Regions from separate parts of the Homo sapiens genome. Here regions 2 and 3 are each linked to region 1. The links are chromatin loops, found by intact Hi-C in ENCODE. Cell type or tissue: B cell. All regions are shown on one strand. Each heading gives the region's core, and the rest is flanking DNA. Links, peaks and the distances in the headings are about the cores only. Region 1 overlaps SUSD1 (sushi domain containing 1). Region 2 overlaps UGCG (UDP-glucose ceramide glucosyltransferase). Region 3 overlaps SHOC1 (shortage in chiasmata 1).

The links. Peaks named below come from ENCODE experiments on the same cell type or tissue, not always from the same donor. Only the 100,000 strongest peaks of a DNase experiment are listed, where the experiment ranks them.
Region 2: a loop joins it to region 1, with 7 times the contacts of the local background. A loop is called at or near these places in 11 of 110 quality-filtered maps.
Region 3: it touches region 1 in a loop (23-fold over the local background); 99 of 110 quality-filtered maps call a loop at or near these places.

Annotation. Positions count from the first base shown.
Region 1 is chr9:112,070,602-112,079,055 of GRCh38, reverse strand. SUSD1 (sushi domain containing 1) reads left to right here. Exons shown (of 17, transcript NM_022486.5): 12 at 332-518. Among named protein-coding and RNA genes, the nearest start is that of LINC02977, 34 kb to the right of the region's middle. RefSeq lists enhancers at 1,866-1,965, 5,171-5,340. In B cell, for the core only: CTCF peaks have their summits at 3,934 and 4,133 (motif pointing right); DNase peaks (open chromatin) are centred at 435 and 4,125; H3K4me3 peaks cover 794 bases; H3K27ac peaks cover 562 bases.
Region 2 is chr9:111,921,566-111,930,019 of GRCh38, reverse strand. UGCG (UDP-glucose ceramide glucosyltransferase) reads right to left here. Exons shown (of 9, transcript NM_003358.3): 3 at 7,069-7,171; 4 at 5,142-5,243; 5 at 3,524-3,636; 6 at 342-520. Among named protein-coding and RNA genes, the nearest start is that of MIR4668, 6.3 kb to the left of the region's middle. RefSeq lists a silencer at 3,223-3,382. In B cell, for the core only: no CTCF peak of the experiment used is centred there; a DNase peak (open chromatin) is centred at 3,279; H3K27ac peaks cover 2,784 bases.
Region 3 is chr9:111,757,182-111,765,181 of GRCh38, reverse strand. It overlaps SHOC1 (shortage in chiasmata 1), which reads left to right. Exons shown (of 28, transcript NM_001378211.1): 6 at 6,334-6,487; 7 at 6,987-7,098. Among named protein-coding and RNA genes, the nearest start is that of SHOC1, 34 kb to the left of the region's middle. In B cell, for the core only: CTCF peaks have their summits at 4,746 and 4,954 (motif pointing left); a DNase peak (open chromatin) is centred at 4,921.

The sequences.
Region 1 (8,454 bases), core at 252-8,251:
GATCACTAGAGCTCAGGAGTTTGAGACCAGCCTGGGCAACATGGCGAAACCCTGTCTCTACAAAAAATACAAAAATTAGCTGGATGTGGTGGCATGCATCTGTGGTCCCAGTTACTTGGGAGGCTGAGGAGGGAGGATCACTTGAGCCTGGGAGGTTGAGGCTGCAGTGAGCCGAGGTCATGCCACTGCACTCCAGCATGGGTGACAGAGTGAGGCCCCCATCTCAAAAAAAAAAAAAAAAAAAGAGAAAGAAAAAGGAAAAGGGGAGGTTTCAAGGCATCTAAAGCCTTTTAGGCCAACCATTCACCCAGTGAGCTTTTTTATGTTTCAGTTCCACATTTGGGGCCAGAGATGGTATCAGAAGGAATTTGCCCAGGAAATGACCTTTAATATCAGTAGCAGCAGCCGAGATCCCGAGGTGTGCTTGGACCTACGTCCGGGTACCAACTACAATGTCAGTCTCCGGGCTCTGTCTTCGGAACTTCCTGTGGTCATCTCCCTGACAACCCAGATAACAGGTAAATCTTGAATAACAGCATTTGGATTAACAAAGTTACCACAGAATTGTTCATAGGTCCTGATAAAGAGGAACACTGTTGCTTTTTATCATTATATAATGAACTTTAACAGGGAGAGGAGGAAGGACATGGAATTGGAGAGGTGCCTTAAGGCGCCTCTGTGACTGTTATGTTTCATTCTTTTTTCTTTTTTTGAGGCAGGGTCTTGCTCTGTCGCCCAGGCTGGAGTGCAGAGGCACGATCATGGCTCACTGCAGCCTTGACCTGGGCTTAAATGATCCTCCTGCCTCAGCCTCTTGAGTAGCTGGGATTATAGTTGTATAGGCCACCATGCCTGGCTAATTTCTGTATTTTTTGTAGAGACGGGGTTTCACTATGTTGCCTAGGCTGGTCTCGAACTCCTGGGCTCAAGCAATCCACCTGCCTCGGCCTCCCAAAGTGCTGGGATTACAGGTGTAAGCCACTGCGCCCAGCCTGTTATGTTTTATTTTTAAAAAGATACCTAATAACCACAGGGGAGGTCTGTGGGGAGGGGGAGGGGGAAGATACCTGAAACAAAATGTCAGCATTGATGAAATGTGGGTAGTGTGTCCATCCATGGTGTTGGTTGTATAGCTTCTGGATATTTAAAGCATTTAAAATACTTTATACTTAAACAAAAAATGCTTGTGGCTCTTTCTTTCTCAGGAATATTTAGTTGGCATCCTGTTGCAAGTACTTTAAGAGTAGATTACTAGCTAGGCACAGTGGCTCAAACCTGTAATCCCAGCACTTTGGGAAGCTGAGGAGGGTTGATCATGTGAGGATCATTTCGAGATCAGCCTGGCTGACGTGGTGAAACCCCACCTCTACTAAGAATACAAAAATTAGCTGGGTGTGGTGTCAGGTGCCTGTAATCCCAGCTACTCGGGAGGCTGAGGCAGGAGAATTGCTTGAACCCAGGAGGTGGAGGTTGTGTTGATCTGAGATCGCACTCCAGCCTAGGCAACAAGAGCAAAACTCCATCTCAAAAAAAAAAAAAAAAAAAAAAAAAAAAAAGTAGATTACTATCAGGGGACAATGATTGTAGTCCTCCGGCTATAGGGCCCCAGTAAATTCACTTTCCACTCATTTTCTCCTCCCTCTTCACATCTGTGACCCCCACTTCACACATGCTCTGAGCAAATACTAAGCATATTAGCTTCTTGATTCTTATTTCACTGAGAAATTAGAAGTAGTCAGGTGAGGACTTCCCACGCTCAGCCCTGCCGTTCCTCCTTGCATCCTGTTCTGCCTCCCTTCCTGTCCCTGCTCGTGTGTAAGGCTGCCATCCCCTCAACTTGTGCCTTAGATCCCATCCCTTCTTCCCTGATCAGCACTTCCCCTCAATACAGAATTATCCCCAGCATTGCCTAGCATGTTGCAACATCCTCCTTGTGAACGAAAAGAAAGAAAAAATGAGCAGACCTTCTTTGAGCCCATATTTGTCTTCAGCTACTTTGCCTTCTCTCTGCCCCTTTCTATAAAAACTCCTTGAAAGAAATGGCTGTTCTGTAGGCTCCACAGCCCTACCTCCTGTTCTCACTTTCACTCATCCCACGTGGGAAACATACGTCTTCATTGCTTTACTGAAAGGCTCTTCGTTTGATCTCCGTCTTGCCAAATCCAATGGCCAGTTTTGTTCTTATCTGATTTCTTCGATAGCGTTGACACTCCCTCCCTCTTGAAACCCCCTCTCCCTTAGTTTTGGTTCCTTCTGCCTTGCTGTCCCCTCTCAGTCTTCTTTGCTAGCTCCATCTACTTTTATGACCCCTCTTCAGCCTCCTTTTCTTCATTATCTACCCTTTCTGCTTAGGTGATCTCAACCAGTCTTATGGCTATAACTATTACCTATATGCAGAGGATTTCCAAAGATCAATTTCTAGTCCCAGCCTCTCCTTTGAGCACCAGACTCCTATATCCACCCAACTTCTACACATGTCCTATTGAACATCTAATACGCAAATCAAACGGAACTTGTGATTTCTCACCTCTGCCCTCGCCCCCAAATCGGTTTCCACCCAGGCTTCTCTGTTTCTATCTGTTACTTTCTGTCTGTTATTGGAATTTCTGTTCACCCAATTGTTCAGACCAAAAACAAGTCCTAATTGGTTCTATCCCATCCCCAAATTTCTAATCTGTCAACAAGCCCTGTTGGCTTGCTGTCTGAAATATATTCTGAATTCCACCACTTCTCCCCACCTGTGCCTTTTCCACAACTACCCTAATCCAAGACAGCCACCTCTTGCTTGGATTCCTGCTGTAGTTTTCAAACTGGTTTTCTCTTGCCTATATACCTCCCACCCTGGACCTTAGTCTTAGTCTTCACCATAACTTTCAAAAGATCACTCAGCACTCAGAGTGATCTTTTAAAAATGCATTTGGGAACATGTCAGCACCAGCTCAAAACTCTCCAGTGAGTTTCCATTAAAGTTAGAATGGAATCCAAGTTCCTCATCATAGGACATGTCATCTGGCCCCTGCCTACTTCTAATTCATCTCCCCCTGCTCTCCTCCTTTCCCATTAAGCATCAGCTGTCTCCCTGGCCTTCTTGCAGTTCCTTCAATGGGTCAAAGTTTTTCCAGCCTCCAGACTTTTCCATCTGCAGTTCACACTTCCTGGGACACTGTCAACATATGGCTTCTCCATAGTTGTTCAGGTGCCTGCTCAACTGCCATCACCAGCCTCCACGCTAGTACTCTGTATCTACTTACCCTGCTTCAATTTCTTCATAGAGCTTCATATTAATAAAAAATATTAATTATTAGTTTTTAGAGATAGGGTCTCACTCTGTCACCCAGGCTGGAGTGCAGTGGTGCAATCATAACTCACTGCAGCCTTGAGCCCCTGGGCTGTAGCAATCCTTCTGCCTCAGCCTGCTGAGTAGCTGGGACTATAGGCGCTCACCACCATGCCTGGCTAATTACAAAAGGGATTTTTTTGTTTTTATTTTTTGTAGAGATGAGGGTCTCCCTATGTTGCCTAGGCTGGTCTTGAACTTCTGGCCTCAAGTGATCCTCCCATCTCACCTCCCAAAGTGCTGAGATTATAGGCATGAGTCTCTGTGCCCAGCCTAGAGCTTGTTTTCTAAAAACTTATTTTTTTTTTATTTTCTTTCTCTCCCACTAAAATAGGAGCTTCCTGAAGACAGTGATTTTTGTCTGTATGTTTTACATTCAACCCTCAGTGGGTAAGAATGGTACTGATAGATAGCATAACAGCCCAAAATTTTAAAATAACAGCCAGTGGGTGGTATTGGTGTTGAGGAGATGTCTGGTTAGGCAATGAATTCTGGCTACCAGAAAGAATTCCCCACATTTTGGGCTGGAGAGACAAGTGGTGTTCAGTCTGGGCATTTCTTTCTGTGGTGACTTATTAAAATGAATAGCGACTCCATCTCCATTTCCTACTCTGTGGTCTTTCTCATATTTGGATGCTGTGCTTTTCTGGTTTGAAGGACCGTTGCATATTTTTTTGAGTAAAGGGGAGGGGGTTTCATCTTGATGAGACACTTACTCCTTGTTTGGTAGGCTGAATAGAGCTTTAGTGGCTCAAGTTCCCTCTCTCTGTGCTCATGGCCACCAGGGGACATTGTTGAGCTGTTTAATGTTCATTGAGATGCCTATTTTCCAACTCTACCCACTTTAAAGGACTCGTAATTTTAAAGAAGCATAAAAAAATCAAGTTGCTTTGATCTTATGAAAGAGTTAAAAAAAAAAAAAAACCAACCCCTTTCTTTTATAAAAGGAGGAAAAAAGAGAAGCTTATGTGTTGATGTGCAGAGATACTCGTGGTTTCCTAAGAAGTGTGTGGCCTTATTTCGGTAAAATCATGAACTTTTGAATTTTGGCAGATGTGTTAGGCTAAGGATTTGGGTCTGGACAATGTAGCTGCTCATTTCCCAGAAGGAAAGAGAGTGGAATTTCCCTTCTGAGTGTCTTACGTTAAATCTTACTGATGGGAACAGGATGAAAACAAGTGCTTTAAATACATCGCTGACCTCAGAGGACAGTGAAGGTTCTAGGAATGTTGAGGGACAGAGGCAAGTGTTTCGGTGAATGCAGGAAAGCAGGGGCTGGCGAGGGGGTGGGTGAGATGGAGCTGTGGCCTCACGGTGTTTCTGACTCTTGGCTGATAGGCTGCAGACGGCACATTGAACTGAATTCTTCAGGATAGCCCCACGGCACGCATCCCCTTTAGGACAGGGTGAGGAACAAACTTTCATCCTTGATGCAGGCCCCAAAGAGTCAGAAGAGCATCCACATGTTGAGTGTGCTATTTTCTTTTTCTTTTTTTTTGTTTTGAGACAGAATTTCGCTCTGTCACCCAGGCTGGAGTGCAGTGGCGTGATCTGAGCTCACTGCAACCTCCACCTCCTGAGTTCAAGTGATTCTTATGTCTCAGCCTCCCAAGTAGCTGGGATTACAGGTGTGTGCCACCACGCTTGGCTAATTTTATATGTTTAGTAGAGATGGGGTTTCACCATGTTGGCCAGGCTGATCTTGAACTCCTGGCCTTAAGTGATCCGCCCACTTCGGCCTCCCAAAGTGCTGGGATCACAGGTGTGAGCCACTGCACTGGCCTCCTTCCCTTCCTTTCCCTTTCCCTTTCTTTTTTTGAGACAGTCTTGCTCTGTTGCCCAGGCTTGCTCTGTTGCTTACGCAGTGGTGTGATCTCGACTCACTGCAACCTCTGCCTCCCAGGTTCAAGCGATTCTCATGCCCCGACCTCCCAAGTAGCGGGAATTACAGGCACACATCACCAGCCCCGTCTAATTTTAAAAATATATTTTTAGTAGAGATGAGGTTTTGCCATGTTGTCCAGGCTGGTCTCAAACTCCTGACCTCAAGTGATCTGCCTGCCCTTAGCCTCTCAAAGTGCTGGGATTACAGGCATGAGCCACTGTCCAGCTGAGTATGCTATTTTCTTGCTAAGTCTAAAAGCTTTGTAGGCAACATTTTCTTATATAGAGAGAGAAAGAGGAAACCAGAGAGAGGAGGATGGGGGTGGGTGGGGGCGGGGTGGGGAAGAGAGAGAAAGAGAGAGAGAGAGAGTGAGCGTGAGAAAGCCAATACATACGTAAATGTGGAGATAAACCAGACCACTTGTCTTACACAACATGGTGATCATTTGAGATGGAATGTTTATTATGGAACCAAGCATGCTGGAGGAGCAAAGGGAAGAAAAGATGAAAAGGAAATTATTTATTCCCATGTCTTCAGTACCAAGGCTGGCAACTTCTTCAAGAAATTTCCCATCTCTCATTGTATTCATAACAAGAAAAAGGAAAGTACTTTTTCAGACGGTTAGGAAAACAACAGAAAACACAGGAGTGTCCCAGGCATTTATCAGATTGTCACTTTATCAGAGAGGTCCAGCCAGGACTGCCCTGATCCTCCCTGCCCCTGCCTCTGACACCGCCCTCCACAATGGGATGTCCTCAGGGAAGACTGTGCAGGACTAGGTCTCTTGGTTTCTTTTACCGAGGCTTCTCTTTCATGGTTGGTTACCCACAAACCATCCAAGGATGCTGTACCCCTGTGTCCTCAGTGAGAAACCCATCTCCCCTGGCTGGTTCCAAGGTACCACACTTATCCCTGGGGGCCCCCCTGGCTCCAAGGGGGCTGAAGCTGTACCACAGGTCAGCAGAGGGACTGGCCTTCATGCCAGCTGTTTTCCTTTCCAAGTCTTCCGTGGACACAGGCTCTTTTGATATCTGGAGCCCTAACATTAGGTCACGCTAGGAGAGGCATGTTTGCCCTTCCATGCTTCCACAGTCCACGTATTTCTCTCATTCCCAGAAATCTCCCAACTGCTTTCTAGCTTCAAAACAAACCCCAAGCCCCCAAGTAAATGGCTGTGTGGGGATGGGTGTCTCCCAGACCCTCTTGCTACCAGCATCTGAATCTCAGCCAAAGTTAGCTTTTATAAAACGTGCATGAGAAGGTATTCTTAGATCAGAAGCCTGGAAACTAGGGTTTCTGTGTGTGTTGGGAGAGGGGGAGGGGCTTGCTGAGCTGTAACAATTTAATTTAGCAAATATTTATTTATTTACTTGTATTTGTTAAAAATGAGATGGGTTGGCCAGGCACGGTGGCTCATGCCTGTAATCCCATCCCAGCACTTTTGGAAGCTGAGGTGGGTGAGTTCGAGACCAGCCTGGCCAACATGGTGAAACCCAGTCTCTACTAAAAATACAAAAATTAGCTGGGTGTGGTGTGGGTGCTTGTAATCCCACCTACCTGGGAGGCTGAGGCAGGAGAATCTCCTGAACCCGGGAGGCAGAGTTGCAGTGAGCTGAGATTGTGCCACTGCAGTCCAGCCTAGACAACAGAGTGAGACTCCGTCTCAAAAAAAAAAACAAAAAAAAAAAAAAAAGAGAAAGAAAGAAATAAAAAAGAATAAAAATAAATAAATAATAAAAGGAGATGTCTTGAGAAGTCACTAGCAAATATTTTTCGATTGGTTATGTACAAAGACCTGTGCTGCCTACTGAGGATGTACATGTGAAAAGAAATTGGTTTCTTCTCCTTGGGAGGTGAAGTCTCATAACTTTATTGATGGAGAAGATATATCTAGCTGATGACTTGTAGTGGAAGACACTATTTTTTCTGTTGCCTTCAATTTTAATTTACCATGCCTTGGATGGGATGATATATCTGGAGAGGTGCCTGAGGATTAGAAAAGAACCATCATGCTGTGTTTATTTTTCTACCTACTTTTTATTATAGAAAATCCAGAAAAGTAGCATTGTACTGGGTTTTTGGGCGGTGGAGTTGTGTTTTAATTCAATTGTTTGTGTTTACTTGAAGTTTGCAGTACAAAGTTGGAGACGTTGCTTAGTTTTGATGCAGATAAAATTTTCTTCCATTTTTGGTTCTTTTTGTTCATTTTGATGGGTTTTACATAGAGACATTTTAACACATTTGTACTTATACTACCCTTTTTCTTTGGTTGATTTAATAGTTTACCTTCATTAGTGATATTAATATTTTGATAAATATTACAAATTCCTACTCCAAGGCTATTTACTCTTTTGTTTTCTTTTCAATTTTTTTTGAGACTGAGTTTCATTATGTTGCCCTGGCTGGAGTGCTGTGGCACAATCATAGCTTACTGCAGCCTCAAACTCCTGGGCTCAAGCAGTCCTCCTGCCTCAGCCTCCCAAGTAGCTGAGACTACAGGTGCATGTCACCACACCCTGCTAATTTTTTCTTTTTGTAAAGATGAGGTCTTACTATGTTGCCCAGGCTGGTCTCAAACTCCTGAGCCCAAGCAATCATTTTTGCCTAGGCCTCCCAAAAAGCCAGGATTATAGGTGGGAGCCACTGCACCTGACCTACTTTTTTGCACTTAAAATTTAGTTTCAGGCTGGGCACAGTGGCACATTCCTATAATTCCAGCGCTCTAGGAGGCTGAGGAGAGAGGACTGCTTGAGTCCAGGAGTTCAAAGCTGCAGTGAACTATGATCATGCCAGTGCACCCCAGCCTGGGCGACACAGTGAGACCACTTTTCTACAACAAACAAACAAACAAAACCAAAACAAAACCACTTAGGTTCATTTGGAATTTATTTTGATGTCTGATATGAGGCTAAATTTACATTGTAATTTTTCTCCCCAGCTGTAAGCCAGTTCCCTATCACCTTTGGAACTACTGACCATCCATGCCACCTGGTGCATTTCTTTGGGTCTCTTTCCAGACTGTCTAGCTTTTTTTCACTGTTTGTCTGTCCTGTGCGTGTACTTTACTATTTCAATTGCTGTAATTTTATGATACATTTAATATTTTTTTTTGCAGAGCAAATTCTCCTTCATTACTTTTCCCCACATTTCCCTCCATGTGAGGATTTCTTTTGCCATTTGCTTCTAGCAGAGGAGGGATATTCCTGACATCCGAGGATGGTAATGAAGGTCT
Region 2 (8,454 bases), core at 254-8,253, 150 kb after region 1:
ATGAAGAAACCCCATCTCTACTAAAAATACAAAAATTAGTGTGCATGGTGGTACATGCCTGTAGTCCCAGGTGCTCTGGTGGCTGAGGCATGAGAATCACCTGAACCCGGGAGGCAGAGGCTACAGTGAGCCAAGATCGCGCCACTGCACTCCAGCCTAGGTGACAGAGCAAGACTCTGTCTCAAAAACAAACAAAATAATAAAATTATTGACCTATTCTGTACTTACTAGCAAAAAAAATAAAATTAAATTAAAAAGCCCTAATCTATAGGTTGAACAAAAAGAATAAACCAACAGAAGTTAGGTAATAAAAATACTATGGCTTCATTTAGTTGTCTTACCGGTCAGCTATCGCTTTGGCCATAAAGTAATCTTCGGCAATGTACTGAGCAAAAGCTATAAGTCCTCCTGCTTGATCCAACACATCTTTTCTCATTAAACAAGACATTCCTGTCACACATTTGAAACCAGTTACATTGGCAGAGATATAGTATCTTGGATGTGAAGTTCCAAAATATACCTGCCCAAAAAACCACAAACGTGTATGATTAGAATTTCATGTTAAAAGCATGGTGTTCACGAACTGTTTTTCCCAATGGTTTTTTTATAAGTATGATTGAGTGAATATCTTATTATTCTTACGTAGACTACCTGAATAAAAAGTGGTAGACAATATTGCTTTCATAGAGCAAGCACAGTTAGTAAGCTAAAAATGCATCCAAATAAAACTTAATTTAGATACAAAATAAGGTAAAAATATCACTCATTGATATATAAAATATTAACAAATATTCAATGTATCTTGTTTTTAGGGTGTTCATGTAAATATACACACACATCTACTTTACTGGGATCAATATACATATTTGTATGTTACGTATATGTGTGTATATATACATGCATGCATACACACACCACCCATAGGTATATCAACCTTCGGGACAATCCTATTTTTTTGGGGGGTGGGGGGTGGGGAGGGGACACAATCCTATTTCTTAATTCCTTTTCTTGCATCCTTTTGTAGCTAGCTGCTCCCTCTCCCTTAGTCACTAAGATTCTTCCCAATTTCTCCATTTTTTTCAATGTATTTTTCATAACGGGGATACTAAAATTCTCTCATCCGCTACTGCCATTTCTCTGCATATACTCTGAAGTCATAAGATATATACGCTGATAAATCAATGGTAGAAAAGGACTGTTATTACCCTACTTAGTAGACATAAAATCCTATTTATTATTTACACCTCAGATATGTTGCCTTTTCTAATTAGCCTGAAATAAAGAGTAGTCATCTTTCTTAGGAGTTACACACACAGTGCAGAGCAAGAGAATTCTAAGGGGCAATTATGATTATGATTCTTGCTACCTACCCTGAACCCAGACTCCAGTGAAGCCCTAGTGTTTGTGGGACTGAACTGAACCTGACTTCTAAGAACAGAGGCACATATCTTAATTCCTTAGTAGTTATTGAGGTCTTAGGAATGAGATGTTAGTCACTGAGCTGAATGTGCTCTTTACAGTTGAGAATGATTAATTCTAAGTATGGCAGAGTGACTTCCAGAGATTAAACCTACACTAAGGCAATGGGTGTATTCTGGGAGATGTTTATTGACATACACATCACAGAGATGTTATTGACATCTGTATCAATTTGGATATTTCTAAGACAAAAATACAATTTGGTATACTAGAACACATTGTATTTTATTTTAAAGTGGCTACTCAGTTTCTTTTTCTAAACAAAAATTCTGGTATTTAAGACTAACAATTTCTTGCAGTAGGACAAATATATTTACAGCCAATATTAAGAAAGAGCTCATGGTTCAAACTGCCAAAGGCCAGATGCAAGTTCCCACAATGTACCTTTACCCCTTCAGATATGTGGCAATCATAAGACTGCAATTCAAAAGAATATAAATGCAGATATGCTTAAGAGCAAGTTGACATATTTAAAGACTGAAATCACATATCTGTCCTTATAACATTACAACAAATTTTTCCTCCCAAATGTTTAACAGTACAGGAATGATTAACTCAAGCATAGGACACACATACGATGGCCTATGATACAGCCAATAAAAATTACTTTTATGAAAAGCTATTAATGATATGGGAAAAGCTTACAAAGTCACAAAAATAAGATACAGATTATTTTTAGAATACTATCTCAACAATGTTTTCTAAAGGGCCCAGAAGGGGGTGGTGGGGGAAATAAAGACTCCAAAGTGTCCAAATGATACAATGTTTATTTTTAAAACCAGAAACTTCCTGCCGGGCGTGGTGGCTCACGCCTGTAATCCCAGCACTTTGGGAGGCAGAGGAGGGTGGATCACGAGGTCAGGAGATCGAGACCATCCTGGCTAACACGGTGAAAACCTGTCTCTATCAAAAATACAAAAAATTAGCCAGGCATGGTGGCGGGCACCTGTAGTCCCAGCTACTCAGGAGGCTGAGGCAGGAGAATGGCGTGAACCCGGGAGGCGGAGCTTGCAGTGAGCCGAGATCGCGCCACTGCACTCCAGCCTGGGCGACAGAGCGAGACTCCATCTAAAAAAAAAACAAAACAAAAAAAACAAAAAAACCCCATAAACTTCCTGTAATTGTTAGGGTTCTAGGTTGTTGGTTTTTGTTTTTTTGCATCTTATACTTTTCCATTATTTATAGTTTCCTATGGATGTTACTATTTCTAAGTTGGAGAAAAAATAAAATGAAAACATAAGTTTCTCAGGTAATTATTAGAAATATGTTTTAAAAGGACATCAAATAGGTTTTATAAGGACTTGTATGAATACATTTTCTTTTGTGTATATTTGAAATACTTTGTGGTATTTTAAAAAGGTTCTTTTGAGGGCTGGGCGCAGTGGCTCATGCCCGTAATCCCAGCACTTTGGGAGGCTGAGGCAGGCAGATCACTTGAGGTCAGGAGTTTGAGGCCGGCCTGGCCAACACGGTGAAACCCCATTTCTACTAAAAATACAAAAGTTAGCCAGGTGTGGTAGCACACCTGAAATCCCAGCTACTTGGGAGGCTGAGGCAGAAGAATCGTTTGAACCTGGGAAGTGGAGGTTGCAGTGAGCCGAGATCGTGCCACTGCACTCCAGCCTGGGCAACAGAGCAAGGCTCTGTCGCAAAAAAAAAAAAAAAAAAAAAAAAAAAAAGGCTGGGGGGAGGGGGCCAGCGGTTCTTTTCAGATCGAATGTTTGAAAGAACAATATAAAGAACTGAACTCTAGAACAGGAAGTGAATACTACAAGGCAAGAGGTTAGACTGTGTTCAGCTGGCAATAAGACCGCAGGCATTTCCTGCGCACAGCTGTTCACTGCCAGGGTACAGTCAGGGTCCCAAGAATTTCCTCACTAATGAAAACAGCTGCTCTCAACTCAGGGCTTCTAGAACACAGCAGGTTCCCAAATGGACTTAATACAGTTAACTTGAGATACCTAATTCCAGCTCCCATAGTCTCAAGCTTCTGGGAAATGAGGGGTCTGATACTATGAACATGATTTATAACCACCATACTCACCTGCTCTAAGGTGGCAGCAAAGCCCTGTCTGTCTGCTACGTAAGGCAGCCCGTGAACCAAGCCTACTTTTTCTGTCATTTGATTCACCATGTCAGTAAGCGTATCTGGAATTACTACAATTTAAAAAAAAGGCAGAGAGGGGGAGAAAAGAAAATTTGTTTTTAGTAGAATGCCCATTAATATAAAATATATTTTGTGAATTGTTATTACATTCTTAATAAAATACATTATTTTAAACATATGGATCTAATAAAATGAATCTCAACCACCTTTCTGAGGAGAATACAAAATTTCAAAAGGGCCTAATTCTCGAAAGCTAATTTATACATTTTTTAGCCCAGTATATACCTACTATGTACCAGAGGCAGAATATACTTTGAAAAAGTTACCCCCTGTTGGAACTTCTAATTTGGAATAAGGACAATCTGTCCTAGTGGAAAAGGCTCAGGAGCAGAGGCTAAAGGACCTCAGTTCTCGTGCTGGCTTCTCTACTCTCCAACCATAGGAAATGAGACTATTTTCTCTGTGAGTATCAGATTTCCACACAGGAATGGAACGTGATTATATTGAACAGAGATCTGTACACTGAAAAACATATGATAGTAAATAATTTAAGATAGCAAATATGAAGAATGAACATCATCTCTGACCAGCTGATAGATCTGTAATGGTCTTGATTAACTCATAGGAGTGCAACATTTATGTTCATTTTCTAATTTGCATTTTAAGCTAATAAAAAATTTAAATTATTGCCCAATCTTTAGCAAACATCTCATATCATTTTTACATGACCTTATTTTTCATTTCCTCCAAGTCTTTAAGAACTAAATCTACCGTATAAAGAAAAGTTGTATTTGGACCTTAAATACTCATTCTAGGTCAGTGCTTCTCAACTGGGGGCAATTCTGCCCCACAGGGGACATCCGGCAACATCTGAAGATATTTTTGCTTTTACTACTGAGAAGGGGGTACTACTGGCATCTCATGGTAGAGACCAGGCATGCTGCTAAACATCCTACAAGACAGCTCCCACAACAAAGCCTAAAATGTGAACAGTATTGGGGTTGAGAAGCTTAAGGCAATTAGAATATAAGAAAATATTATAGAACACTGAAACTATTATGAGTGTTCGAAAATGCAAGTTATAATTTCAGTATATGAAAGGCTTCTTGCTAAAATCATTTAAGTAAAAAGTCATGTGTATAGTCCGATAAGTGTATGTGTTTTAGTAAAATATGCACCTATTAATTTCTGTCCCTTTGTGAGACGGTGTATTACGCAAGCCGAAACACATTAAAGATAAGTGTCAGGCAAACAAGGGAAAAGTTACACCCATGGGAAAGCTTGCAGATTATATAATGAACCACAACCATTTTTAATTTAATGGTTGAAATTTTCTCTTCAAAATGAAAACATTTTAATACATGTAACATTCTAGTTTAGGATTAAAAAAATCAAAATCTTAGTAAGCATAACTGGACATATTACCATGAAATGATGATGAAATAAATTACTCTTTTAGGCAAATAAAAAGAACTCATGAATGTATCTGAGATTGCTTTTAGCATTTTATCTTCAAATTAATAGTTTTATAAAATAAATAAGAAAAAAACCTCACCTCTTATTCCACTATCACAAATCCATATAAGATCATACTTTGCAACTTCATATCCTGGCATTAAATTATTAATTTTAGGATTAATGCCAACTTTTTTGCCACCTAAAAATGTAAAGGTACAGTAGTAAAAGATTTATGCAACATTAAAAATATTTTATAGTATAAAGATACATGATAGAAATGAGAATACTTGCATATTTAATAATTAAACATACTTTCATATTATTTAACATTCTCTATTATTCATAATAATATATTTAGGAAAAAACTGTCCATTCTCAAAAGGAAAACTGTATCATTTATCTTTGAAAATTCACTGTTTCACTTTTTCTAATTCTTAAGTCCTTGCCTTAGTAGTTAAGTATGAGTCAATATTTAATGGCAATTGTACAACATGGCAACTATAGGTAACAACAATGTATGGTATACTTGAAAATGACTAAGAGTAGATTTCTCACCACAAATAAAGTATAAGTACATGAGAAAGTATATAACAACATGTTGTTTACTTGAAAACTGCTAAGAGAGATTTCCCACCATGAATAAATATGTGTGGTAATGCATATGTTAATTAACTTAATTTAGCTATTCCACAATGTGTACATATATATATATTTCAAAACATCGTGCTGTACACCAAAAATATATACAAATTTTATTTGTCAATTTAAAAAATAATCCTAAGGGAAAAAGCTACAGGCGTTATTTTGAAGCTATAATTAAAACAGTATAAATTCATAAATACAGTAAGATTATATTTAATAAAGGTTTATTAAATGTAAACACACATGGCCAGGCACCATGGGCTCACGCCTGTAATCCCAGCACTTTGGGAGGTCGAGGGGGGTGGATCACCTGAGGTCAGGACTTCGAGACCAGTATGACATGGCGAAACCCCATCTCTATTAAAAATACAAAAAAATTAGCTGAGCGTGGTGGTGCCTGACTGTAATCCCAGCTACTGGGGAGGCTATAATCCCAGCACTTTGGGAGGCCGAGGCAGGTGGATCACCTGAGGTCAGCAGTTCGAGACCAGCCTGACGTGGTGAAACCCTGTCTCTGCTAAAAATACAAAAAAATTAGCTGGGCGTGGTGATGCACGCCTGTGATCCCAGCTGCTCAGGAGGCTGAAGCAGGAGAATTGCTTGAACCCAGGTGGAAGGGGTTGCACTGAGCTGAAATTGTGCCATTGCACTCCAGCCCGGGTGATAAGAGCAAAAAATTCGTATCAAAGAAAAAAAAAACCAAAAAAACCCCATAAATATATGACAGTAAATAATTTAAGATAGCACATGTGAAGAATGAGCATCTCTGACCATGAGCTGATAGATTTGTAATGGTCCTGATTAATTCGTAGGCATGCTACACTTATATTAATTTTCAAATTTGCATTTTAAGCTAATAAAAAATTTAAATCATTGCCCGATCTTCAAATAGCAAAGATCTGATATCATTTTATACGACTTACTGGTTTTTTAGAGAGACCACATCAGCTCTATGTTAAAAAAAAAAAAACACTAATGGCAAACACACCTCTACAAGTCTTTCAAATAAGCCTGTAGGCTTTTGGAAAAATACCCTTCTTGTAATGTAATAAAAGTGAATTCTATCATTCACTCCAATTATAGTCAGTAAGATACAGAAAAGGCCACACATTTAAAATATTGAAGAAACAAAAAATAACAGACCCTCATGTCTGATTAATGGGAAAAATATTATTTTGTGTGTGATTTTGTTCATCTCAGATATGAAAAAAAAAAACCTTTGTTTTTATAACTTTTCTCAAAAGGACGTAAACACCTCTCAGTACTCCAACAAACATGTTTAAAACAAACATGGCTAACACCTTAATCTTCAGTTCAATGCAGAGATTACTGATACTTAATACTATCAATGGAAAATGGTTACTACAGAATTTGTTACTTACCTATAAACAATCTAGCATCAACATTTGGATATTTTCCAAGAAGCTTCTTACATACATCAATGGCTGGATCATCATGATCTTGTACACAAAGGAGCACTTCATACTAGTCAAAAAGCATTGTATGTAAATTAAATTCTTTAAAAAAATAAGCACTTACTAGCATGTATTGATTGAACAAAAAGCACAGGAAAAAACAAGCAACTGTATTATGCAAAGTTTTAAAAGAGAGCATTCACAATGGATGCAAACACTTATGATAACAAGTGTTGCTTTAATGGAGTGAAGCTTCTAATTAGGAGCCTATCTGCAAGCAGAATAAATAAGGAAGAGACTGGCAGTGCCCACAACTGCAGTCTTGCCATTCCCAGATAGGAATCTCCTAGTTAATCTCCATTAACTGGATCTCAAGCTTGTCCATGGCCATCACTACTGAAGATTTACTAACTGCTCACAGGGTGCCTAGCAGAGTAAAAAGTGACATCAAAAGGAAGCAAAATAAACACAACCTCTCTCTAGAAGCTTTGTCTCTATACTTAATATTATTTCATGAAGGTGCAACAAATTTCATATAAAATCCCATTATAATAAATTTAAAGGGCCCTTCCAAATTCATCACATGAAAAGGACAAAGTAAGATTACCCTTTTTTGTTTCATAACTTTTTGAAACAAAACAGAATTTGATTTGAATGGACATTTACGATCTTGAAATGCATGCTTAGCCTTGTAACTATGAAAATACCTACAACTTTATTTTGCCCAGTGCTATGTTTAGATTTTTAACAGTAAATTAAGAAAGGCATTTCTTAACACTTGCCCAGCTGTGACAAAATTACCCTGGGGCTGGGCACGGTGGCTCATGCCTGTAATCCCAGCACTTTGGGAGGTCAAGGTGGGAAGACTGCTAGAGCCTAGGTGCTCGAGAGGAGCCTGGGCAAAAAGGCGAGGCCCTGTCTCTACAAAAAATTTTTAAAATTAGCTGGGCATGGTGAGGCATGCCTGTGGTCCCAGCTACTTGGGAGGCTGAGGTGGGAGGATTGCTTGAGCCCAGGAGGTTGAGGCTGCAGTGAGCCGAAGACTGCGCCACTACATTTCAGCCTGGGAAACAGAGTGAGACCCTGCCTCAAAAAAAAAAAAAAAAAAAAAAAAAATCACCCTGGGGCATTTATTTTAAAAAGAGAATTGGACCCTATTTTAGACTTTTGAGTCAGAATCTCTGGGGTGATCTGACATGCAGCCAGATTTATAAAATCCTGAACTGAACCCCTAAATTTCCATTAACAACCCAACTTTTTTTTTTTTTTTGAGACAGAGTCTCACTGTCACCCAGGTTGGAGTGCAGTGGCATGATCTCAGCTCACTGCAACCTCCGCCTCCCAGGTTCAATC
Region 3 (8,000 bases), core at 1-8,000, 310 kb after region 1:
CCATCAATTAAAATGGTTGTATAACACTTTTTTTTTTTTTTGAGACGGAGTCTTGCTCTGTTGCCCAGGCTGGAGTGCAGTGGCGTGATCTCGGCTCACAGCAACCTCTGCCTCCCGGGTTCAAGTGATTCTCCCGCCTCAGCCTCCCAGGTAGCTAGGATTATAGGCATGCGCCACCATGTCCAGCTAATTTTTATATTTTTAGTAGAGATAGAGTTTCGCCATTTTGGCCTGGCTGGTCTCGAACTCCTGACCTTAGGTGATCTGCCCATCTTGGCCTCCCAAAGTGCTGGGATTACAGGCGTGAGCCACCGTGCATGGCCAACACTTTTCTTAAAAGCAGTAATTTCCTGACTTCATCAACCACCCCTTATTTTTTCACTCTCTAGAGGCAACCACTTTTAACTCTTTGAAACAGTTTTAAAAGAAACTATATTCCTTTTGTCATTTGTTTATCTGCATGACATGCTTATACTGCTATTTCCTGATGTTTTTAGTTTTAGACCTTATATATTGACCTCTCACCATGAAAATAAAGATGTTGCTGTCCTCAATCTTTTATACCCTCACTACCACGTTCCCCCCATACTTCCTATGGTCTACTCTCCCAATGTAGTTATAACTTTGGTTAGATCAGTATTCTGTATTTACAGAATTATGAATGCATAAATACTATTTGTAGCTGAAAATAGTATTGTGTTATTCAATAATTTCTTTATTGTACAATAGTCCCCCCTTATCCACAGTGGATACATTGCAAAATACCAGTGGATGCATGAAATCACTGATAGTACCAAACCCTATACAGTATATACAATGTTTTGTCTTATACATACATACCAATGATAAATTTTAATTTGTAAATTAAGCACAGTAAGAGATTAACAGCAATAAATAGCTAACAATAAAATTGGAGAATTAAGTAAAACAAAGGTTATTTGAACACAAGAACTGCAATACAGGGACAATCGTTCTGATAACTGAGACAGCTACTAAGTGACAAATGAATAGGTGGCATATCAGTGTGGAAACAGTGGACAAAAGGATCATTCACATTTTGGTGGGACTGAACAGGATGGCACTAGGTTTCATCATGCCACTCACAACACCGTGCAATTTAAGGCATAAATTGTCTATTTCTGGAATTTTCCATTCAATATAGTATTTTTGGACTGCAGTTGACTGTGGGTAACTGAAACCTCAGATAAGAGGAGATTACTGTACTCCGTGTTAATGCTTGTTTTCTGTTTTTTTGTTTTGTTTTGTTTTCTATGTATTTAGTACATAGAACTTGATCCTGAAACTCTCCCCTGTTTGTCTAAATCTCCTCTTAATACACTGAAGCATCAAGTGTACCAATAGTTTTATCTTTGGGGATTTTAGTTCTAGAACAAGTCGTTATCACCATCATCCCTGAGGATTCTGTTCACTTCTTTCTTGTATTGGGCCTCCTGTTTCTTCAACCTTGTAGCTGCCAGTTTAGTCAGTTTTTTCGTTCCTTTTAGTACAGTACTTCCACTCACAGCCTCCTGAGAATAGGAATGTAGGTAGTAAATTTTTTTTAATCTTCCATATCCAAAAAGTCTTAATTCTATCCTCACATTTAATTGATAGTTTGACTAGTTATAGATTCCAGATTATATTTTTTTCTCAGAATTTCAAAGGCATTGTTCCATTCGATTCTAGCTTCCAATATTGCTGTTGAGAAGTCCAATGCCATTCTGATTCCTAAATATTTTTTATAAGATCTTTTCATCCTGAAAATTTTAATGATATTTTTCTTCCAGTGTTATGAAATTTCACAATGGCGTGTGCTTTGTGGGTCTATTGTTATATATTAGGCTGGATACATGGTGTATCCTTCCATGTAGATACTTTTATGCACTTCAATTTTAAGATATTTTCTAGAATTATTTCTTTGATGATAATTTTCTCTTGTTCTCTCTCCTGAATCTCCTATTGTTCATTTATTGAGGTCTTTAATGTATTTCAAAAAAGTTTAAAATTTTTCTTCATAAAGATTTTATATATCATTTATTTTTTATATATTTTTTATTTTCTTCAGAAATAGGTTATGTATCCAAGATTTATCCATAAGTACTCTATTTTAGCTGCCATTACTATTTATATTTCTAATATAAGTTTGTTTATTGCTTGTATATAACAAAAGGCAGTTGATTTTTATAGTGTTATCATATTTATCTACCTCTTAAACTGTCATAGTAATTCCAATAACTAATTCTAGTATATATAATCATATTGTCTGTGAATGATGGCTGTTTCTTCCTTTGCAATATTTAATCTTTTTTTTTTGTCTGACTATACTGACTAAAACCGCTAGAACTTTGTTCGGTAGAAGCATGATGGTTGCTATCTTATTTCTGATGGTAAAGAAAATGCTTCTAACATTTCATGTGTATGTCATTTTCAATGGTGAAATATTAGAAGCATTTCCTTTAGTGGGTTGAGGAAGATTCCTTCTGTTCCTAGTTTGATAACAGCTTTTAATCATGAATGAGGATTGAATTTTATGTTTTTCTACATAGGTTAAGATATCTACATCTTAAATATATAGAATGTCCCTTTACTAAAAACTCATAATTCTATAATTCAAAGATAAATTGTTTTACTATTGTGATCATACTATATATACATGATATTATTTTTAAATATTAACATGATCTTGGGAATATTTTATTTTATGCTTGATTTTTCCACAAAAGCGTGTCTTTTTCTTTTTCTTTCTTTCTTTTTTTTTAAATTGAGACTCTGTTTCTCAGGCTGGAGTATAGTGGTGCAATCACAGCTCACTGCAGCCTTGAAACCCCCGGGCTCAAGTGATCCTCCTGTCTTAGCCTCCTAAGTAGCTGAGACCATAGCTGTGCCACCATGCCTGACTAATTTTTAATTTTTTTGTAGAGACAAGATGTCCCTATGTTGTCCAGGCTGGTCTCAAACTTCTAGGCTCAAGCAATCCTCCCACCTCAGCCTTCCAAAGTGCTGGGATTACAGGTGTGAGCCACCGTGCTAGACAAAAGCATGGCTTTTAATGACTGCAGTTTTTAATCTTATGTACATATCACACATTTCCAAATTTGAGACCACTAATGTTTTTAATTTCAAATATGTATATAAATATGTATTCTTATTTCCAATTATTTCCTTGGCATGAATTCCTAGAAATTGATCTATTTAGTATAAGTGCTTTTTTAGCTATATGTCCACTAGTATGGTATGAGAATGCCCTGTTTATGCCAGTATTATCATCATTGAATATATTACTGCTGATGTTGTGGTAATACATTTAAACCAATGTGATGGGCAAAAAAATTATATTTTTACTTACATCTTTAAAATTACTGGTGATCTCTGTTATTGACAAGCTGGGCATAAAAAAGTAAATTAATAGAATTACTGGTCTTTATTGGCCATCTGCATCTTTTTGTTTTGTGAAATGATTTTCTCTTTTGTTTATATTTTGACATATATTTTATCTTTATATGTAAAGGTATTAACTCCAAATATATTTAACTTGAACCTAACCAATTCTGCCAATTGTTTTCTTTTATGGTTTCTTTCATTCCTTTTATACTTAGAAAATTCTTTCTTAATTAGATAAATACTTGTTTGTATTTTCTTGAAGGTGCATGAGGTTTGTTTGTTTGTTTGTTTTTTGTTCTAAGATGGAGTCTTGCTCTGTGGCCCAGGCTGGAGTGCAGTGGTGTGATCTCAGCTAACTGCAACCTCCACCTCCCAGGTTCAAGTGATTCTCCTGCCTCAGCCTCCCGAGTAGCTGGGATTACAGGTCCCCACCACCAAGCCCGGCTAATTTTTGTATTTTTAGTAGAGAGGGGGTTTCGCCATGTAGGCCAGGCTGGTCTCGAACTTCTGACATCCAGTGATCTGCCCACTTCAGCCTCCCAAAGTGCTGGGATTACAGGCATGAGCCACCAGGCCCAGCTGAAGGTGCCTAGTTTTATTTTAGATTTTGATGTATGTTTAAAAGTAGGAATAAAAATCTTTTTCCAAGTGTTTTTGATAATTGCCCCAATATCATTTATGAAATAGTCCTTTCTTTCCCACTGATTAGAAATGCCACTCACATTATATATTAAATCCTTAACCACATTAGAATTCATTTCTGGATTTTCTATTATGATCTATTTTGCCTATTATTGTGTCAGTATCATATAATTTTAACTATTAAATGTATAATTATAATATATAAATAATCTCCTATTTTATTACTTTTTTCTACTCTCATAACTATATTCTTCCAGATTTACTTTGTAATCACTTTTCCAAGTTCTAAAACAGACCTCTTGAAATGGTAATGGGATCCTTTAAAATTTTACCATAGTTAGTCTTTCTAGCTAGGAAAGTGTTTTTTATCTTGCCTTTTTTTCAAATTTTTAAAAAAATGATCTTCAATAAAGTTCTATCATTTCCTGCATATACTTTCTGAATATTTTTATGTTTAGTCCTTGATAGTTCACAAATTGGTATTTTTATGTTTTTTCCATTAATTTTTATGACCAAGTTTTTATATATTAAAAAAAAACATTAATTGTATAATTTTTATCAGATAACTTAGTGAACTCTTTTGTTTTCATTTCATTATCTTGAATTTTCTAGGGAGACAAAAGTGTCCTTTGTAAAGAATAAACCTCTCTTCTTTCATATTAGTAGACCTTTTTCTGCTTCTTTTCATAGTTAACTAGCCAAAATTTTGTTTCCTGGTGACAATTTAATATTCCTCTACAATAGAAGAAAACAGTCTCCTTATATCTGTATAGTACATGTATTAGCTGTAGTAAAATAAGAACTCCAGGGCATGCTGTATAACTCAAAGAAAGTAAGGAAGTGGCACTCTTGCTATAAACAACCTTGGTAGAATTACAAAGAATATTAGTTGTGGTGTGATGCTGCCCTCAAGTGGTTTCATCAAAAAAGGGTGGATGGAAAACAAGACCATATAACTGACTTCAGATGTCAGCCATTTAGTTCCAGAAATATCCAGAATGAGGCTGTAGATAGGGAAGATGGCTGGAGGATCTGTTTAGAAGCAGAAGGTGGATATAGGATATAAATTAATGCTGTTTGGGTTTTTACTATTAATGTGATTTCATTAATACTTACAGAATGGATTATACCAGTAAACCATATTTAACTGTCTCAGATAAGCCCTCCTTAGACATGGAATTGATTGACTAACTTCCTTTGGTGTGTCATGGGAAGCTTTTGGCCATGAGATTGTCAGGAACTTAAGTTCAGATAAATCTCTTTTAGGAAGCTAGTTCATACCACAAGTTCTCTTAAGGCATATCAAGTTAGCACCAAGCAAAGGGATGTTCCCTTGCTGCCTGCATACCAATTATGTAGTTAACCGTGGGAGACATTACTACCTGAAAACTCCGTACTATTCTTTTCTTATGCCATTCAGCGTCACTTAACCGAAAAGTCAATACCCAGGATGAGAAACCATTGCTCTCCCTTCAGGATGGCTTTCTTTTTTGGGAACTTGGCTTTTTGAGTAGTTCTTCATCTGAGCTTATATTTTTCTTTTTCTCTTTCTACTCAAAAACTTATTGAAGAATTGGGGGCAAGTTTATGTTCCTTCCTGTGACTTAGAAACTGTTAAAGCTGTTAGACAGCTAGCCAAGATTCTAAAGAAACCCAGACAAGGCAGGGTGGAGACCGAGAGGAGAAATTTATTCCAGAAATTAACTGTTAGCAGTAGTGTTTCTTAATACATAAGCTATATCATACTCCTCAAGTAGATTCTTTGCTTAAAACTTTCACTGTAAATAATTTTATAGCAACCATGTGAATAACTTAAGAATAATAGAATCAGTCTCATTTGTAGGCACTGTAGACCATCTCCATTCCCTACATGTCAGAGACTCTGGGGGATGAATTGGAGATATTAAGAGGTAAAATGATGCAGAGAAGACCAAGGTCAGCAGAAGTCAAATACTTCTATTTCTTTAAAATTTTGCTTAGGCTACGCCTGGCTATTTTGAAGTGTAAGTCCATAAGATATTTTCCTCCATTGATTAATCTTTATTGATAAAGTATTAGCCGTTACAGCTCTTTTGGGATATTTGGCTATTCCTCGGTGTCCTAGATAATACTAAAATTTATTGTACTTTTGCCTTTGTTCCAGAACTATGCTACATGCTCTATATGCACAGTACAATGAAGAGCTACAGAGTTTAAAATGTGATTGAAAAACCCAGCTGTATCTAATGACTGATTACATTAACTATCTAGATCTCTTTGGATAACTTTTTGTTTTTTTCTTATTCCTTTATATTTCTTATTTCTTTTCAGATTTATTTATTGATGATAAAGGAATACTTTTTGTAAGTAGTAGAAAACACCTACCAACTTTGCCTACTCTCTTGAGTAGACTAAAACTGTTTTTGGTAAAGGATCCTCTTTTAGATTTCAAAGGACAGATCTTCACAGAAGCTAATTTTTCCAGGTACTTACTTAATTGACCAATGCTGTAAATATTTTTAAGAGGTGAAAATGTTTTAGTATGATCACAAGCTTAGATGTTATCAACAATGTTTTTTTTTGTTTTGTTTTGAGATGAGTCTTGCTCTGTCGCCCAGGCTGGAGTACAATGGCGCAATCTCGGCTCACTGCAACCTCCGCCTCCTGGGCACATGCGATTCTCCTGCCTCAGCCTTGCTGAGACTACAGGCGTGCGCCACTGTGCCCAGCTAATTTTTGTATTTTTAGTAGAGACATGGTTTCACCATGTTGGCCAGGCTGGTCTTGAACTCCTGACCTCAGGTGATCCACCCGCCTCGGCCTCCCAAAGTGCTGGGATTACAGGCGTGAGCCACTGCACCCGGCCAATAACTTTTATCATCGTTTTACCTCAACTTTAATTTTAATGATTATGTGTTTTGGTTGGCTACATTTAGTATGTAACTTGCTTTTAGTAAACACTAATTAATGTATTTTTTTTTAAGGGAATGTTTCTCTCTTCAAGAAACTTTGGAAGCTTTTGTGAAAGAAGATTTTTGTATGGATAAAGTGAACTTTTGTCAAGAGAAACTAGAAGATACAATATGTTTAAATGAGGTTGTAATACTGGCTTTCAATAATATTTTAGTAAAAGTAGTGAGGCACATTTTTGTAAAATTTGTGTAATATACATTGTCTACAATTGTCAAATTAAAAAGATTTTATAATGGAATGAACATGTATCAATTAAGAAGTCAAATTTACTTCTAAATAGTGGTTCTCAGCCTTGGCTGTATGTTGGAATTACCTGAATAGTTAAAAAAAAATGTTGAAGCCTGAGATATATTCTGATAAATTGGTCTGGTGTGCAGGCCAGTCATAGGGAACTTTAAAATCTCTTCCAATAATTGTAATCAATATACCTGGTATAGGAAATTAAGTAGTCATGTCTAGTTTAAAAATTGACACCTGAACTAGAAATATTGATTTGTGAGTTATACACAAAAAATAGTACTTGAGCTAATGAGAATATTGCAAGAGTAAGAATATAGAGGGTCCAAGACTGAATTTTAGTTTTCTGCCAGTGTTTAACAAGGATGATAGCATCTTTTGCATATTAAAGGCCAAACTTCTCAAAGATGCATTTAGTTTCAATAGCACACAAAATGGTCATAATATCAGTATGTAAAGAATTCTAGCTATTGCGATTGCAATAACTTTTTGCAGCTGGACAAGCTCAGAAATCTAGGCCCATATTGATTAGATGCGTTCACAAAGCTACTTTAAAAAAACATTTTTTGGCCGGGCGCGGTGGCTCACGCCTGTGATCCCAGCACTTTGGGAGGCCGAGGTGGGCAGATCACGAGGTCAGGAGATCGAGACCATCCTGGCTAACATGGTGAAACTCTGTCTCTACTAAAAATACAAAAAATTAGCCAGGCATAGTGGTGGGCGCCTGTAGTCCCAGCTACTCGGGAGGCTGAGGCAGGAGAATGGCGTGAACCCAGGAGGCGGAGCTT